Regions from separate parts of the Homo sapiens genome. Here region 2 is linked to region 1. Evidence: chromatin loops called from intact Hi-C (ENCODE). Cell type or tissue: Caco-2. All regions are shown on one strand. Links, peaks and the distances in the headings refer to the core of each region. The heading gives the core; the rest is flanking DNA.

Region 1 (8,341 bases), core at 328-8,327:
TGGACACAATACTACCTTTAACAAATAGAGGTTCTGTTAGTATGGAAGGGGTGGGTAGTGGATAATGGTTAGACAACTATCAGTATGTAGAAGCTAGCTAATGTTTGAGATATTTGTGAGATATCTAAGTAGTGATGTTGAGTAAGCAGTCAGATTTAGGCCTAAAACTTAGAGCAGTGTAAGTTGGAGCTATAATTTTGTGAGTGGTCAGTATGAAGAGTAGTATTTGAAGCTGGGGTGGTGTGTGAGATTGCTTAAGGTGATAGTATAAAGTGATAAGGAAAGTGTATCAAAGACAGAACCCTAAGAAACCATCATTTTAAAGGTAAGATAGAGTAGGAGAGGCTTCCACTAGGGAAAGGTGGCCAGAGAAGAGAAAATCCAGCATAGTGCAATATCAGCAGTCAAGGAAAGAGTATTTTAAGGAGTTTGGAGCATTGAACTGTATGAAAGCATAGATAATTTAGTAAGATGAGGGTTTTATATTTACATGATGTCCTTTCTAAATTTTTTTTAGATAGAACAATTGCTTTATTTTTTAGTGTCTTAAAATATGCTTTTCTCCAGCAATTTTCTGTATTATATGTTGGAGGAGCCTGCTATGTAATTTGAATAATAAAGTGGCTATGAAAGTGCTTTGAAAAGTTACAGCATTAGAGAAACATACTGTTATTACACCTCTTCTGTGAGTATGCTCCATAAAGCACACATGTTGAACGTTTCACAATAGAAATGTGAAATAAACATTGAAGAATATAGGGAGTTAAGTAAGGCTCTGGAGACCAGTGAAAATGAGGGATTTCTTTTCTAACATTAAAGCAATTAGTAAAGATTGTGTTAGTATTGTGGGTTGGAATAACTATAGAAAACTCAAGTCCATGTGCCTGGCTTTGTTATAGTAGCAGGATTTGAGGCATGCTAAGAGAAATAGGACCTTAAACTCTGAATTGAAACCATAATTCTTCCTGTATGAATGCTAAAACCGTGTTGTTTCACAGCAGGAAGAGAACCTCATCTATTTTCAGGGACCTTGTTTGTATTTATTTATTTTTAATTTACACAAAATGGTGTCTTTGTAAGAATAGTTTGATTCCAATGGCCTGGATTTTTTTTTTTTGTTTAATATGTGTATTTGGTGATGAATGTCTTCTCTTCCTGTCTTAAATTCGCTTTTAAGTTCTTTGACTTTTGGGTTTTATGTACTTGTTTTTTAAATATAGCACTTTATCATTCCAGAAATGTGGAACCTTGTCCTCTATCCTAACACACTAATGTAATATTCACTAATGTTCATGAACTTTTACAAAAACTTGTTTGTATAATAGTGGGAGAAGACCAGAAAGATAGTGAATGAGAAACTTTGATAGTTGTCTGTGCAATACAGATATGCTTAAGGTCTGCAGTTTTGTTCTTTGGAGGAGTAGCTGTCTTTGTCTTTGCTCATTGCTATTTTTCTTCTCTTCTGCTTTCTGGCTTATTGATTAGGAGTGCTGTTTTTCAGACCACACAAAGATATATTGTTAGCTACTTTTATAATTGGATATATAAAGAGGGATGCTTATGACCTCATTGGTATCTTTTTAGACCATTCATTGGTGTTTACTGGAATAATATGCCACTGAGAAAAGAAGTTATTTATTTGCTGCCAGTAGCGTAACAGTCATATTTGCTTTTATTCACATTCACCCAACTCACATTTCATTTTTAAAGTTTTAAATGCAAAGAATAAAGGTAATAACTTTTTCTATTTGTCATTTGTGATATTATCAAATTGAATTATTTCTTTTGTTCTTTTATTTTCCCTTCATTTAAAAAACACCTTTGGGTAGCACCTCAATATAAAATTAATATCTCTGATTTTTCTATAAATTGTTTCTTTGTTGCTATTTTCTGATTTCCTATCACAACATATTTCTGTCTTGGTATTGTATTATTGAGGAAGTCCCAGGTTTTGTTAGGAAATTGCTTGACCCAGTAGATAGTAGTTGCAAGCACTGGCCCTGGCATCTTCCAGACTGGGTTTGAGCCCTTGTTCTTCCACTTACCAGCTCTGATACCTTGCTGAAGTTGTTTAAATGTTTCCTGTCCTTTAATAACAGAAATAACATTTGGAGCACTTAGCTGAGTCGAGAGAGTAGGTGCTTCATATTAACTATTTTGTTGTAAGTAATATATAATCTTTAATTTTTTGTCTTCATAGGTTGTCAGATTTTTTGACATGATTATGACTTTTTAGTTTACAAATGAGTGAAATTATTTCAGATTAAACTGGTCATTGAAAAATTTTGAGGCTAGGCATGGTGGCTCACACATGTAATCCCAGCACTTTGGGAGGGTGTCAGGAGGATTGCTTGAGCCCAGTAGTTTGAGACCAGCCTGGGCAACATAGTGAGACCCCGTCTCTACAAAAAAATAACAAAGAAATCATCCAGGTTTGGTGGCACATGCTTGTGGTCCCAGCTGTTCAGGAGGCTGAGTTGGGAGGATCAGTTGAGCTTGGGAGGTCAAGGCTGCAGTGAGCCATGATTGCAGCACGGCACTCCAGTCTAGGCAACAGAGCGAGAGCCTGTCTCAAAAAAAAAAAAGAAAAAAAAATTGAAAATTGTATGCTTTTAAGGGAGTTTATTACTTAGCAAAGTCAAGAACAGAATGCAGTTCTTGGAGGTACCATTTTGAGGTTGTATTTTTAAAGTGAAATTTCTGTAAAACAGAGCTTCTTTCCTTTATAGTAAAATTTGCTATTTGATTTATTCCTCTCTATTGAAATTACTATATGAGAACCTCCTGCATTTGTGTAAGTTTGGAAATATGGGCATGAATTTATTGAATTGCTATTCCTATAAAAGATTTTTTCCCCAACCCTCCGAATCATATCAGTTTGGATTAGTTTTGTCTATATATAGTATATTAATAACTGTGTCTCAGTAAATCTTTGGAAAGCTTAGGAATATGTGGCCTCATACTCAGACTGTCTAATTACAAAAGTAGTATAATTTTTTTTTACACATCCTTAAAAATATTAAATAAGCTCAGTAGTAAAGGAAAGAGGAAATATCTTCAATCACATACACAATACACAGGTTTACTTTTACCCTTGGGCAAGGTGATTAATTTACATATGATGGCAACTTAAAATTTTTCTTTAGCCACAGTATAATAGGTAGTATGCCTCAATTTGACCTTAAGAAAATATAAAAGCAGGCTGAAAGCTTATTTTCATTTAAAGACTATAATCTGCCAAGTTGGAGTGAAGCCTTTAAAACAAAATTGGATCTGGAGTCATGATGGTTTATTTAACAGTTGAAGAAAAGTATCTATTCCATGACAACAGATACTGTACTGAGCTGGAAATGAGAGCAGCTTATCTCAAACTAGAGGTGGTAGAAACAGAAGGATGTTTTTTCAGTTACCTGCTTTTTTTTTTCATTATAGCAGTTCCAAACAGGCTGAATTCATGTTTATATGAAGACAGAAACTAAAGATGAAAAACAGAGGAAATTTTGGTTTGGCAGTTGGTAATGGAGTTAGAAATTAAATAGTTGAAGTAAAGTGTAAAACCAGTGAACCAATTTTTCCTCCGTCTCTCCCTCCCTCCATCTTCTCCCTTTCTTCCTTTTCTCCCCTCCCGCTTTGGTCCCATCTAGGCTTCCTTCCAATATTGAGTAAAGAACTTTTATGGATTAGAGCTAAATTGATATTTAATCCGTTGGTTTCCTTCTGTGCTTTGGATAACAATCTGAGATCTATTAAGGACTCACATCATCATGGTCTAGTTGTACAGAATTGGGAATCCAGATACCTGAGTTCTACTCAAGCTCCATCACTAATTCATATGCTGTGTGACCTTGAGCCAGGGTCCTTAATCTCAGTGGTAGTAATAAATAAAATATATCTATCAACATATTTTATAACCAGCCTGTCAGGGATTTTTAAAAACAACTATAACTGTTTAAAATGTTGAATGTTTTAGGGTCATCCACTATATAAATACAGAGTAATGTGAGTATATAATTCTAATAATTGCTACTTACTCATAAGTACAGAATTATTAGGGCATTTACAGAAGTCACACAACTCAACCTTTAAACAAGCTCAAACTGAGTAGGATAATGATAGGATTAAAGACTTAGGAATGCCATGTTTTAGATGTGTAAAACTGATACACTCCCCACCTGCTTCTAGCTGTTTTGGAAAAAAGTGAGATTTGCTATGCCAAGCATGCCAGTGTTAAGTGAACTCATGTGAACTGTAACATTTTTTGTCCCACTGTTGTCATGACTTTGTACAAATAAACTAAGATAAGATTGTCTGGTTCGGGCAGATTCTGATAAAGAGACTTGATAAGAAAAATGCAGTAGTGCTGGAAAATCTACAAGATGAAGGGGAAACTGTTAACAGTTAATTTATAAATTTTAATGGCTCTCTGCCCAGGTGCAGTGTCTCTTTGCCATGGGGAGGTATACATTAAACATCAGAGCCCTTAATTTAATAGCTATTATTGCGGCTGTGTATAGTCTGTTTCTTTATAGTAAGGAATTATTTATCAAAACATAGCTTCCATGCCTCTGGCATTTACTGTTAACCCATTATTTTCTGGACTTTGGCCTCCTTGACAGGTATTTTAAAATCAATGTAACTCAAGTATCCAGTGGGGAAATAGGGGAATGAGCTTTGATCAATGGTTAGCACACCTACATCCTTTGCAAGTATTGGTGTGGAGGTGGATGACTGATCTTCTAGAGTGCCCCTCTCCTTCAGTTTGTTTGCTATGATAGGCATTCCAGAGGGTGTGTCAGCTTAGTTGGAAATACTCGTGGCGCTCTTTAACAGACCAGGAAGCAGACTGTCCCTAAATGAAATACTCCATCTGTTGTCTCAAAAGTGTTAAACTAGTTTCATTTTCTTTTGTGGCATTCTACCCACAGCTCATTTCATAATTTATGTAAACTTAAAAGTATAGGGGGCTGTTGATGCTAGAAAGAAGAGGAATTTGTGGTTTTGCTTTTAAATAGTGCCTGTGCATGGGCTGCCTCCTAGTGCTTTTCTGTTTTGGAGAGAATTACACTCACTTTGTGTTCAAGCACCTATCTTCTGGTTTGGACTAAATCCAGCTCCATAGCTAGCCTTTTGTTTTCATGGGAAGAATACCAAACTTCCATGTTAGTCTTTAATAATTTTGTTAAGGCGAGCTAGTGTTTTTCCCTTCTGATTAGTTACAAAGCCTTTGTACATTAAAGTTTCCTGATTTTTTTTTCTCATGCTTTTGAATAACAATATACTCTGAATAAACCAAGTATATTCTAAAATCTTCTATTTTGGGCCTTATTAATAAGAAATGGACTTTTAGAACGTTTGAAATGTTGAATAATGAAGTGACTAAGTGCTACACACATACTATAATAAAATCTCTTCAAACGAGCATGGTCTAAATTCAAAATTTTAAAGGGGAATGTGTAGTTCTTATATCCAGTCACTGAAACAGATGAGGCTTTATTGCTTAGAAGTACCAACATAGTTTTAAAAATAATAACTGGGTAATTAATATATTAATGGTATATACAGGGGAATTTGGATTTTTCTTAGTGGTGGGGGAAGTAAGACACACAAATGCTCCATGTGGTCATGTGTTATAGTGCCATAGTGCAGCAAAGGTAGACGGAGATTACTTTTGATTTAAGAGATTGGAGCAGAGTTCACAGGAATGGGTAAGAATAACATATCAGTGAGAAATGGGTGGGGAAAAATGATTTCAGGAGAATAGTATGCACTGTGGGAGGAAGCAGGAGGTAGATCCAGGGTTGTGGTGGGAGTGGAGGTATCTAATTGACTCTGTCCCTAGCACATGCTGTCACAGGGCACTGTGTGGGCAGCTGGCAATAAGCTACATAGATAATGAATGCTGGGCTGGGATGGCCTGGGGAAGACTGACAGCAAGGAAGGGACTTTCGGGCTAGTCTTTGAGGGAAGGGAAGGATTTGATTAGGAATCTGGGTGTTCTTAAGAGCATAGACACCAAGACAAAAACAAGGGCAGTAAGACCAATTTTGCTCTATTGAGGTTGAGAAGAAAAATTAAGTTAGCTGGACTGAAGAACCTTGAATACAAGGCTGAAGAACTTAAATGTTATCAGGAATGATTTTGGGTTTCTTGATACTCCGCTGCTTAGAAACCTGTAGTGATTAGAGCAATGTTTTGAGAATATGATTAGAAGTATGTGGAGAGGTTTTGGAGGGTGGAAGAAGGACCAGAAGCAGAGGCATCAGTTAATGATTGAATAAATCTTGTAATGATATTCAAAGATGTAAAAGTTAAGGTAGATGGGCTGGGCACAGGGGCTCACACCTGTAATCCCTACACTTTGGGAGGCTGAGGCAGGCAGATCGCTTGAGGTCGGGAGTTTGGGACCAGCCTGGCCAACCTAGTGAAACCCCGTCTCTACCAAAAACTACAAAAATTAGATTAGTGGTGGCACATGCCTGTAATCCCAGCTACTCCAGAGGCTGAGGTGGGAGAATCACTTGAACCCGAGAGGCGAAGGTTGTATGAGCCGAGATCTTGCCACTGCACTCCAGCCTGGGTGACAGAGCGAGACCTTGTCTCAAAAAAAATAAAATGCAGGGTTGGGGGCCGATAGAGGAATTAATTTTGCAATTTAATACCCAAAATTGAATATTTGATGCCTTGAGGGAGAATATTCACTTAGTCAATAGATATTTAATGAGCACCTATTATGTGTGATAGACACTGAGTTTACGGTGGGGAACAGAAAGACAAGTGGTCTCTGCCCACATGGAGCCTATATTTAATGAGAGAGACAAAAAACAAGTATATATAAAAATATATATACTTTATATATAGTTATATATAACAAATATAGTTAAAAAGGATATAGTTAACAATACAATATATATATATATATGAAGGGGAAAAGCAAGGTAAGGGATAAGGAGTGATGAAAAGAGGGGAGTGTTTTAGAGTCTTGAGAGAACATTTGAATGGAGACCTACCCAAAGGGAGGGGGAGAGGGAGCCTCCTGACAGCCTGGGGAAAGAGCATCTCTAGCAGCCAGTTGTAGGCCTTGAGTGCCTGAGACCAGCCAGATGTTCTGAATGGAGTAGAGCTGGAAAGGGAAGAGTGGTAGGAATGATATGTGCAGTGTAACCAGGAATAGAGCCTTTAGGGTCCTGAAAGCCATGGTAAAGAGTTTGATTTTCCTTTAGATATGATGGAAAGGCACGGGAGTTCCTTGATGTTTTTAAAAGATCCCTATGGCAGCAGAGGTGATAAGGTGGTGGTTCAGATGAGGCCTAAGGCAATAGTGATAGAGGTGGTGAGAAGTGATAGGATTCCAAACATATTTTGCAGGAAAGAGGATTTATTGATGAGCTAGATGTGGGCTGTGAGAGAAAGAATAGAATCAAGGACTACCCCCCATGGTCTGTATGGTGAATTTGTCTGAATTAGAAAAAGCTAATTCTGTCTCTGGCCAGAAGCAGAAGCACTTCTCAGCACCACTGGGTAAAGAAGCTCCCTTCCTCCCAGCACATGTACCTGGGTGCTAGGACACCTTGGTGGGAAGAGCGTGGGCTGGTAACCCGTGTTGGCCCTGTGGCCAGGCATCCTTGTGAAGGACTCAACCTGCATAAGTGAATGCAGCAGCACTGGATGACTCCTGAGTTTGTGGCCTGAGCAAGTGGGTGAATTGTAGTGTCATCCCCAAACTGGGGAGACTAGAAGAGGAGCTGACTGTGAGTGGCAGAAGACAGGGCAAAGCAAATTCCATTTTGGGTATAAGTCTGAGATGCCCATTAAAAGTCCTGGAAGCAATGTCAAGTAGGCAGATGGCTATGAACTGGAGCCAGGGTGAGAAGCCGGCAGGACTGTTGCTGTTTTTGAGTTTGAAGTGACTATCAAGTGGAGCTGTAGGACTGGAGCTTAGGAGAAAGATTTAGATTAAAGATGGGGAAGTCAGTGTGCCCAGAGGAATAGATGAATTCTTTGAGGGACATTATATTGAAAAACAAGAAGATTGGACTGCCTTGGGAGTAGTATTTGGCAGTGGAAAGTGGGTAATGAATCTGCAAAGCAGCAAACAGGAGGAAGATTAGGGTGATGGAGCAGCATGGAAGGCAAGTCGTGAGAGGGTGGAGGGTGCTGGGGGGATCTGAAGGAATCAGGGCTTAGGAAGCTGCTGGAGCTTTGGAGAGCGCTGTTTAGAGGTAACAATGAGTGTGAAGGTAATTTTCAGGGAATTAAAAATATACTTTCAGGAAATAAGCGCTGAAGGGAGAACAATAGGGTCAAGTGTTGCTTTTTAAAAATAGGATGAAATTGTGTCTGT
Region 2 (8,341 bases), core at 218-8,217, 95 kb before region 1:
CTATAAACCAATGTGAGTAATTTTCAAAGTGAACAGGATTTGAAGATAGTTCAAAGAAAGGAACTCCAAAAGCCTTTTGAACCATGGCAGTAGCATTGAAACAAGCACATAACTTTTTCTGCTGAATCCTTTGAATATATATGCTGTAGTATTCACTTACACAACCATGCACACTTTTTATCATCTCCTTCATTCTTGGTATTAATATGCTATACTGTGTCTTCTCTGAAATAAAACTTTCTCACTTTAATATTCATAATTCTCATGACAAAAGTAAGTACATTTTAACTTTCAGCAGCAACTTTTTCTTCATTACGTTCTCACATTTAAATATGAAAAATATGGAAGTTAACGTCTAAAAGTTTTTTTTTAATTAGAGGAAGTTCTGGTTATATATATATATATATATATATATATATATATATATATATATATTTTTTTTTTTTTTTTTTTTTTTTTTTTGAGACGGAGTTTCGCTCTGTCGCCCAGGCTGGAGTGCAGTGGCGCGATCTCGACTCACTGCAAGCTCCGCCTCCCGGGTTCACGCCATTCTCCTGCCTCAGCCTCCTGTGTAGCTGGGACTACAGGCACGCGCCACCATGCCCGGCTAATTTTTGTATTTTTAGTAGAGACGGGGTTTCACCGTGTTAGCCAGGATGGTCTCGATCTCCTGACCTCGTGATCCGCCCGTCTCGGCCTCCCAAAGTGCTGGGATTACAGGTGTGAGCCACCGCGCCCGGCCTGGTATTATATTTAAAAAAGAAAAAACTCCTGGGCCCATTAATTCATGGCTTTAAGTTACTTGTTTGGAAACTTAGAGGCTTTTCTGCTGCCTCAGTGTTCCAATTTTTTAAAAATGCAAACGAAGTCCATATGAAGGCATTCTTAACTCCCATGTGAAAGGTGGTGCTTTATAATAATCCCCTTCTGATGGGCTCCTGTAATTTTCCGCCACAAATTACTATTCAAGTTACTTTCAAGCAGACACATCTTTCATATGCTCTAAATACAGGATAGACCTTGGCGTGAGAGTGGAAGACAGTCCAAATCATGCTGTAATCTACCATTTTCTGCTTCAAACATGTTTATATGGGAACATCAGTTTAAAAGAAATCAACCTTAAAGGAGAGAATGAGGAAGTCCCAAAAGAACCACACCCAGTATGGGCCAAGGGTGTGCATAGAAGACAAGAGAGTCCTACCTGCCTGTCTTGATGACCAAGGGTAGTAGGTTGAGCTTACTGCATATATTAATATATCTGTAGGAATTTTCCCCCTAACACATATTGAGGACAGTGAGTCTTATAACCCCACGAGCCAGGTAGGATTATTATCCTCATATTTTACAGATGAGAAAAGTGTATTTCAGGTCTCCTTTAGCACCAGTTGGGGAACTGGCCAACTGCCTGAGTGAGTCACAGTCCAGATGCTCAGTCCTGCAGCCACAGAGCCCAAGACAATGATCCAATGTTTTTTGGCACCCCTAGCTTTAACTGTGCCCAGAAAGCATCCTGAATATATGATAATATATGCTTTTCAAAAACTACATATTGGGGCCAGGTGCGGTGGCTCATACCTGTAATCCCAGAGCTTTGGGAGGCTGAGGCGGGCAGATCACGAAATCAGGAGATCGAGACCATCCTGGCCAACCTGGTGAAACCCCATCTCTACTAAAAATACAAAAATTATCTGGGCGTGGTGGCGCGTGCCTGTAATCCCAGCTACTTGAGAGGCTGAGGCAGGAGAATATCTTGTACCAGGGAGTTGGAGGTTGTAGTGAGCGGAGATCGCACCACTACACTCTAGCCTGGCGACAGAGCGAGACTCTGTCTCAAAACAAACAAACAAAACAAAAACAAACAAACAAACAAAAACCTCCATATTGTACTTATTATCATACAATATCTGTATTAGTGAATATTTCTTTTTGGTATTTGACTCATGAACTATCATTTGAGAGCTTATTTTCACTTTGCCTTTTGTGCCAATCTAAGAAAGCATTGGCACGGATGTTGGAAGTGGGCAACTCGCCCACCCAGCAGGACTATGCCCCTTCACAAATTAGCCAAACACCAAAATTCGTTGTCACATCTCTTAAAATTAAAGCTAGAATTGAGGAAAGCCACCACCAGGGGGCAATAAATATCACATGGTCAGACCAGAAATAAATGAGTGGCCAGCAGCCATATTTGGTTTGATTCAAATGGTTTGTTGGCTTGCTTTATTTATTTATTTATTTATTTATTTATTTATTTATATTTTTTAAGACGGAGTCTCGCTCTGTTGCCCAGGCTGGAGTGCAGTGGTGCGATTTCGGCTCACTGCAAGCTGTGCCTCCCGGGTTCACGCCGTTCTTCTGCCTCAGCCTCTCGAGTAGCTGGGACTACAGGCGCCTGCCACCACGCCCGGCTAATTTTTTTGTATTTTGTTTAGTAGAGGCGGGGTTTCACCGTGTTAGCCAGGATGGTCTTGCTCATTTTAAATTTAAGCCAACAGCTAATAATCAGGAGTGCCCACATAACAATATGGATTTTCAGTCTTTCTTGAAAAATCAGAAGATCTAGCAATTACTAGCTCTTCATTCCCTCAAGATAACCATTAGCTATAGCTGAACCCAGCTGCCCCACTTAAATAGCCAGGCACTTTCCAGCACTCAATGTACATCTATGCTCGTGTGCTTACATCCAGCCTCCTTCAGTTTACCTACCTGGCCTCTGTGGCATTTTGAGTGGATGAACCTCTTATCCAATCAGGCTATGGCAAGAAGTATGGTTACAAGGTAGATTATATTGCATTAACCTTCTAGACTTCTTTAAAAATGTTAACTTGGTTATTTAAAAATGGGGCCAGGTGTGGTGACTCATGCCTTTAATCCCAGCACTTGGGGAGGCTGAGGCAGGCAGATCACGAGGTCAAGAGATGGAGACCATCCTGGCCAACATGGTGAAACCCCATCTCTACTAAAAATACAAAAATTAGCTGGGTGGGGTGGCATGCACCTGCAGTCCCAGCTACTTGGGAGGTTGAGGCAGGAGAATCGCTTGAACTGAGGAGGCAGAGGTTGCAGTGAGCCGAGATCCTGCCACTACATTCCAGCCTGACAACAGAGCAAGACTCCGTCACAAAAACAAAACAAAACAAAAGGACATTGCACCATCAAGTAATACAAACATTAAACATTAAGATGAGATTAAGGTATTTTAAAATGATCGAACTTTTGATACTGATATATATTTTCACTAATGCTTAATTACTTTAAATCAACTTATTCTATCTCTGTTCTTATCCTCTGACTGAAACAGAAATTTCTGTATTCATCCTGGATCCACATTCTGGAGGCGTCAGGACCCTCCTAAAGATGCTGTATATTTTGTTAACTCAAACCAGTTAGGTATCTGGTCATTGCTTTAGTTGCAGGTAAAAGCAAGAATGGCACAGTTGCCATAACAAATTTACTTAGATGCTGTTTCTCAACTTCTTACCTATTTCATTCTCTCTCGAGCGTGAACCTTAGAAACATTGCTTTTTGAATACAATCTCTATCAGCTCAACCATAATGAAACTTAAAATTTGGGTGTTATAATGTGAGAGAGAATGGTTCAGGATTATAAAAATAGAATAATCAGTCTTTCAGATTCAGAATATTTCTTAGTTAAAATGTCAACTAATATAGACCCAATATAACTTTTCTTACATTGTATTTACTATGTAATCATAAATCTATGGATTTCAAAATAAAACCATAGCAAAACATATTTTGTTGCATTGCTGGGAAGCACTAAGCACAGATAATCTATCAGAACAATAGTATAGAAATTACTTTTTTTCAAGGTTTTGATATCAAATTTGCCCCTAATCAAATGACATAAAGTTGGATGGCTTAACCAGTGAGATAGTCACACATAGTTCTAAAATGTACTCATTCATTTACATAGTTCTTCTACATGCCGGCTACTGACTAGATGCTGGGAAGACCACTGTGAAATGCCATGGTTCCTGCTAACAAGTGCCTGTCAGTCCCCTCTGGCTCTAAGGAGGTCTCTCTCTAAGAAAGCAGGATGGGGTGAAGGTGAGAGTGTAGAAAGTGAGTAAAAGAGGGCAGGACAAGAACGCTAGCTAGCGAGTCCAGAGTTTAGCAAATATATGGATTAGTAGAAATCGCAGGTCCACCTTAGAGGTGAGAAGATTTCGACTATGAGATGCCAGTGGGGCTGCCACAGGCAGGTTTTTAGTGAGAGCATTACACAGACACCTACTGGAGCAGCCAAGGTACCGAAGCCCAGACCCAACTTCGCTCGTCAAACCTCATGCCCTGGAGCAGGAGGGAGGCTTAATCTGCCTCTACAAATGACCACCTTCTTCCAATTAGCAAAAAAACACTGCATAGGATATCTGTGTCCCTGGATCCAAAAGTACATTATTTTTGACAATTCTTAAATATGTTTACAGAAAAAATTGTCCCTATTACATTTTGAGGCATGAATTTTTAGGCAACATGGACATGAGACTGTCTTTTATTTAGACATTTTTGAAAGTCAATGGAAAATGTATTTTCTCAAGGCCTAGAACCAAGATTTCTGAGACATCTATATTTTGCATAATGTGACACATCCATTTTATTTATTTATTTATTTATTTATTTATTTATTTATTTGAGATGGAGTCTTGCTCTATCGCCCAGGCTGGAGTGCAATGGCGCGATCTTGGCTTACTGCAACCTCTGCCTCCCAGGTTCAAGCAGTTCTCTTGCCTCAGCCTCCCAAGTAGCTGGACTACAGGTGCGTGCCACCATGCCTGGATAATTTTTTGTATTTTTAGTGAGATGGGATTTCACTGTGTTAGCTAGGATGGTCTCGATCTCCTGACCTTGTGATCTGCCTGCTGCGGCCTCCCAAAGTGCTGGGATTATAGGTGTGAGCCACCGTGCCCAGCCGACTATTATCATATTATGCAAGAAAAACATCAAGTTTCAGTGTGATCCATAATCATTTATTATTTGAACAAGATTATTCTCATGTACTTGTTTCAAGTCTTAAAATTTATGGCTCTACATAAAATAGAAGAAAGCTGCCTAATCTTTTCTAATACAGAGTGCTGATGTGGAGTTTAAAGTCCACTTCATCTTTACCCAGGTTAAATTTCCTGTAAAACACCTGGAAGAATCCCTCATGCTAAAAGAAAGCAACTTATTCCTGCAGATCATATGGGGCAGAGAAAAAAAATGAAATAAAGCAGTTTATGTACTCATGTTCATAAAAACTGTACTGTGAACCTAAAACACAAAACAAACCATTGTACGGGTGTGTCTTTCATTGAACCTAGAGTCTGACAGCTTTCCAGCAAGGCAATCTAAGATACAGTATTTTTGTGATTCCTTAACTGTCAAAATTTGAGTATTCATTGTGCAAAGCATTGTGGAATTAAGCAGATAAAAGAAAAGATACAGTTTCTGCCTTCATAAGGATAAGGTTACTTTGGTATTGAAATCTTTCTTTTCAGAAAGCTTACAGCAGAGACAAAATGGGTAGAATATGAGCAAATTTGTGTAGCTGCTTTCTCTGTTTTCGTCTGTTTTTGGCACCCAGTAGCCTCTCCTGGTCTCTCAGAGTCCCTCATGACTCACTTCCAAAAGTCCTCCTCCTTTCACTTCCTTCTTTTATTATGCTTATATCAAAATTACTTGCTTAAATCTATTTTCTTAAAGACCTGTTGCCAAAGTGATAGCTAGCTATTCTGGTAAACTAATCCATGCTAAGGTACATTCTACTTTTATCCCTTCAAGTAACATATTACACTTTAACTGTCTTTTTAGAGACAATGTCTTAATGCATAGAAGTCTAATGGTGGGGATTTCTGCATACATGATGGGCCTTTCAGTGTTCCCCAAATACATCATCTGAAGGGCTGCCAACATTATCTCCCTGTCCTGAGGGTGGGGAAGAAAATAAATGGGCTAAATCTTCATTGCTTGGAGGAGTTCCTAATATCATGCTTGCCAAAACCCAGGAGAGGTAGGTAGGTCCGTCCACACCTTTGCAGGGTCCTTTGCTTCAACAAGCCCAGCCCGGTTTTCCACAACTCCTAACAGGGAAAAAAACGTTTCTCAAAAAAGATGTGCAAGTGACATATGGAGCAGGACAATTCTTTGTTTCTCATAATGGTATTATACATGGCAGGACATTTTAGCATCCCTGGTTGCAACCCACTAAATTCCAATAGCATCTCCCTTCCCTCATTGCTGTCTGTCTGGTCACTGTGACAACCAACATGACTCCCGCACATTTCCAAATATGTGGAACAACCCTGGTGAGAACTATTGGACATTCCTTTTAGAGCCAGTTAGAACCTTTTCTCTGCAGGAAGCACCATATGTTCCATCAGCCTCACTTGAAAGAGGTTGAGTGGCCTTGGATCTCCACTGACCAGGTTCAGGAATACAGTGCATGTGTGGAAAAAGGCAGACATAAACTCTCCCCTTTAACATCCATAAACCAATTCTAGCCTACAATCTTACCATGATTCAGAAGTGCAGACTAAAAGAATGGGGCTTTTTTTCTGAAAGTAAAGGCTTTCTTCAGATGGCAGCTGACTGAAAACGTTTGGTGGTTTGACATTGATCTTCCTAATATTGTGACAGCATCCCTTAAAGAAGCTATTCCCTTTGAGGATAGCACGACTTCAGATTTTCATCTAACTAAAGTTAGAGTCACATTATATCGCATGATCAAAGATCATTTTAAAAGAATCACACATAAGGAAAAATTGGAATGGTACCACTACCAGCTATTTATTGAGTGCCTATTATGAGCGAGGCACTGACTAGGAGGTAGGGTTAGAGATTTCCATAAGATAACCTTCTGCCCTCTAGTGAGAGAGATGGCCATGTAAACATTCCATCCAAACATTCATTATTAAGTAGCCTATAATAGAGAAAGTAACAAGGCAGCCACCAGTAGAACTTGAGGAGGAAGGAACAATTACCTGAATTTGGAGATCATGTGAATCCAATGGTGATAGGAACGTGATAGAATTTATATGTTGCCTTCTCTGGATTCCCAGATGCAGACAAATTATACAAGGTGAGCAAAACAATCCCTTCTAGATGTCAAACAATCCTGTCTCCTCTCATGCCATGGTAACACACTAAAATATTTATTTTTTAAAAAAATTTTTCTTGCTTGACACAAATTTTAGTGAGTCCATTTGCATTAATCTCATTAATTTTTCATGAACCTGAGATTAAACGTGTTTAAGATACTGGTGAGAAGAAAAACTACATGTCATTATAACAGAATGTATTGCTAGTTTATAATGAGTAAATCACAGTTTCAGGGGCCATAAAGAGTTTCATCCAGGGAGTAAAGTCCTTTTGTTTTCCTTTAGATAAGATATTTGTGGGGCCGGGCGCGGTGGCTCATGCCTGTAATCCCAGCACTTTGGGAAGCCGAGGCGGGTGGATCACAAGGTCAGGAGATTGAGACCATCCTGGCTAACACTGTGAAACCCCGTCTCTACTAAAAAAATACAAAAAAAAATTAGCCGGGCGTGGTGGCAGGTGCCTGTAATCCCAGCTACTCGGGAGGCTGAGGCAGGAGAATGGCGTGAACCTAAGAGGCAGAGCTTGCAGTGAGCTGAGAGCGTGCCACTGCACTCCAGCCTGGGCAACAGAGCGAGACTCCGTCTCAAAAAAACAAAAAAAAGATATTTGTGTAGAAGAATGAATGTCAACAGTGCTAGTCTATTAAATAATGCTCAAAGAACATGATTAACAGGAAAATAATATGGAGAAAACTTTTAAAGCAATGTATTTAAAAAGTAAAATGTACAGTATCTGTGGAAGCTTTGAGTAAATAAAGGTAAGGTCATGGCTTTTGAGAGTATCAGTATGTTTTAGCAATATCAAAGGTTTATTCCCAAAGTAAGAATTAAGATCAGCTTTCATTTTAAATATTGAATATTTGGTACATAATGATGCTGACTAGGTATGCTGTAGGTGGTTAAATTTTTAGTTATGTTGGTAAGAAAGTCAATTATATTTCTTCCCAATGACCTATGAGTTGGTCAGATGTCAATTCAGGAAAATAAACTTACTCTACTGGGAGTTCCAGGAATGCAGGAGCCATATAGAAATGGCTCTCTCTAGCCCCCATTTCTGAGCACAATGTGTAGCATGTAGGAGGTCCTTGAAAGGGTAGGTAAGTTGGAAAGTATTCACTCCTTTCTGCTAATGCAACAGCCACAGTCCTTAGTGATTCTCTCCATGAACCATGTTTGACATAACACACTGTGGTCATTAACAATAACAACTCTCATCATTATGCATTTATTGTATGTAAGGCACA

What was found. Hi-C counts contacts between places; a loop is a spot of excess contacts. Peaks named below come from ENCODE experiments on the same cell type or tissue, not always from the same donor. Only the 100,000 strongest peaks of a DNase experiment are listed, where the experiment ranks them.
Region 2: a loop joins it to region 1, with 4 times the contacts of the local background. A loop is called at or near these places in 19 of 110 quality-filtered maps.

What each region holds. Positions count from the first base shown.
Region 1 is chr2:190,943,092-190,951,432 of GRCh38, forward strand. The region is part of intron 14 of GLS (glutaminase); the gene reads left to right. Among named protein-coding and RNA genes, the nearest start is that of GLS, 66 kb to the left of the region's middle. In Caco-2, for the core only: no CTCF peak of the experiment used is centred there; DNase peaks (open chromatin) are centred at 4,210 and 4,790.
Region 2 is chr2:190,848,589-190,856,929 of GRCh38, forward strand. No RefSeq gene overlaps it. Among named protein-coding and RNA genes, the nearest start is that of GLS, 28 kb to the right of the region's middle. RefSeq lists a silencer at 5,473-5,642. In Caco-2, for the core only: a CTCF peak has its summit at 2,113 (motif pointing right); DNase peaks (open chromatin) are centred at 2,153, 4,913 and 7,413.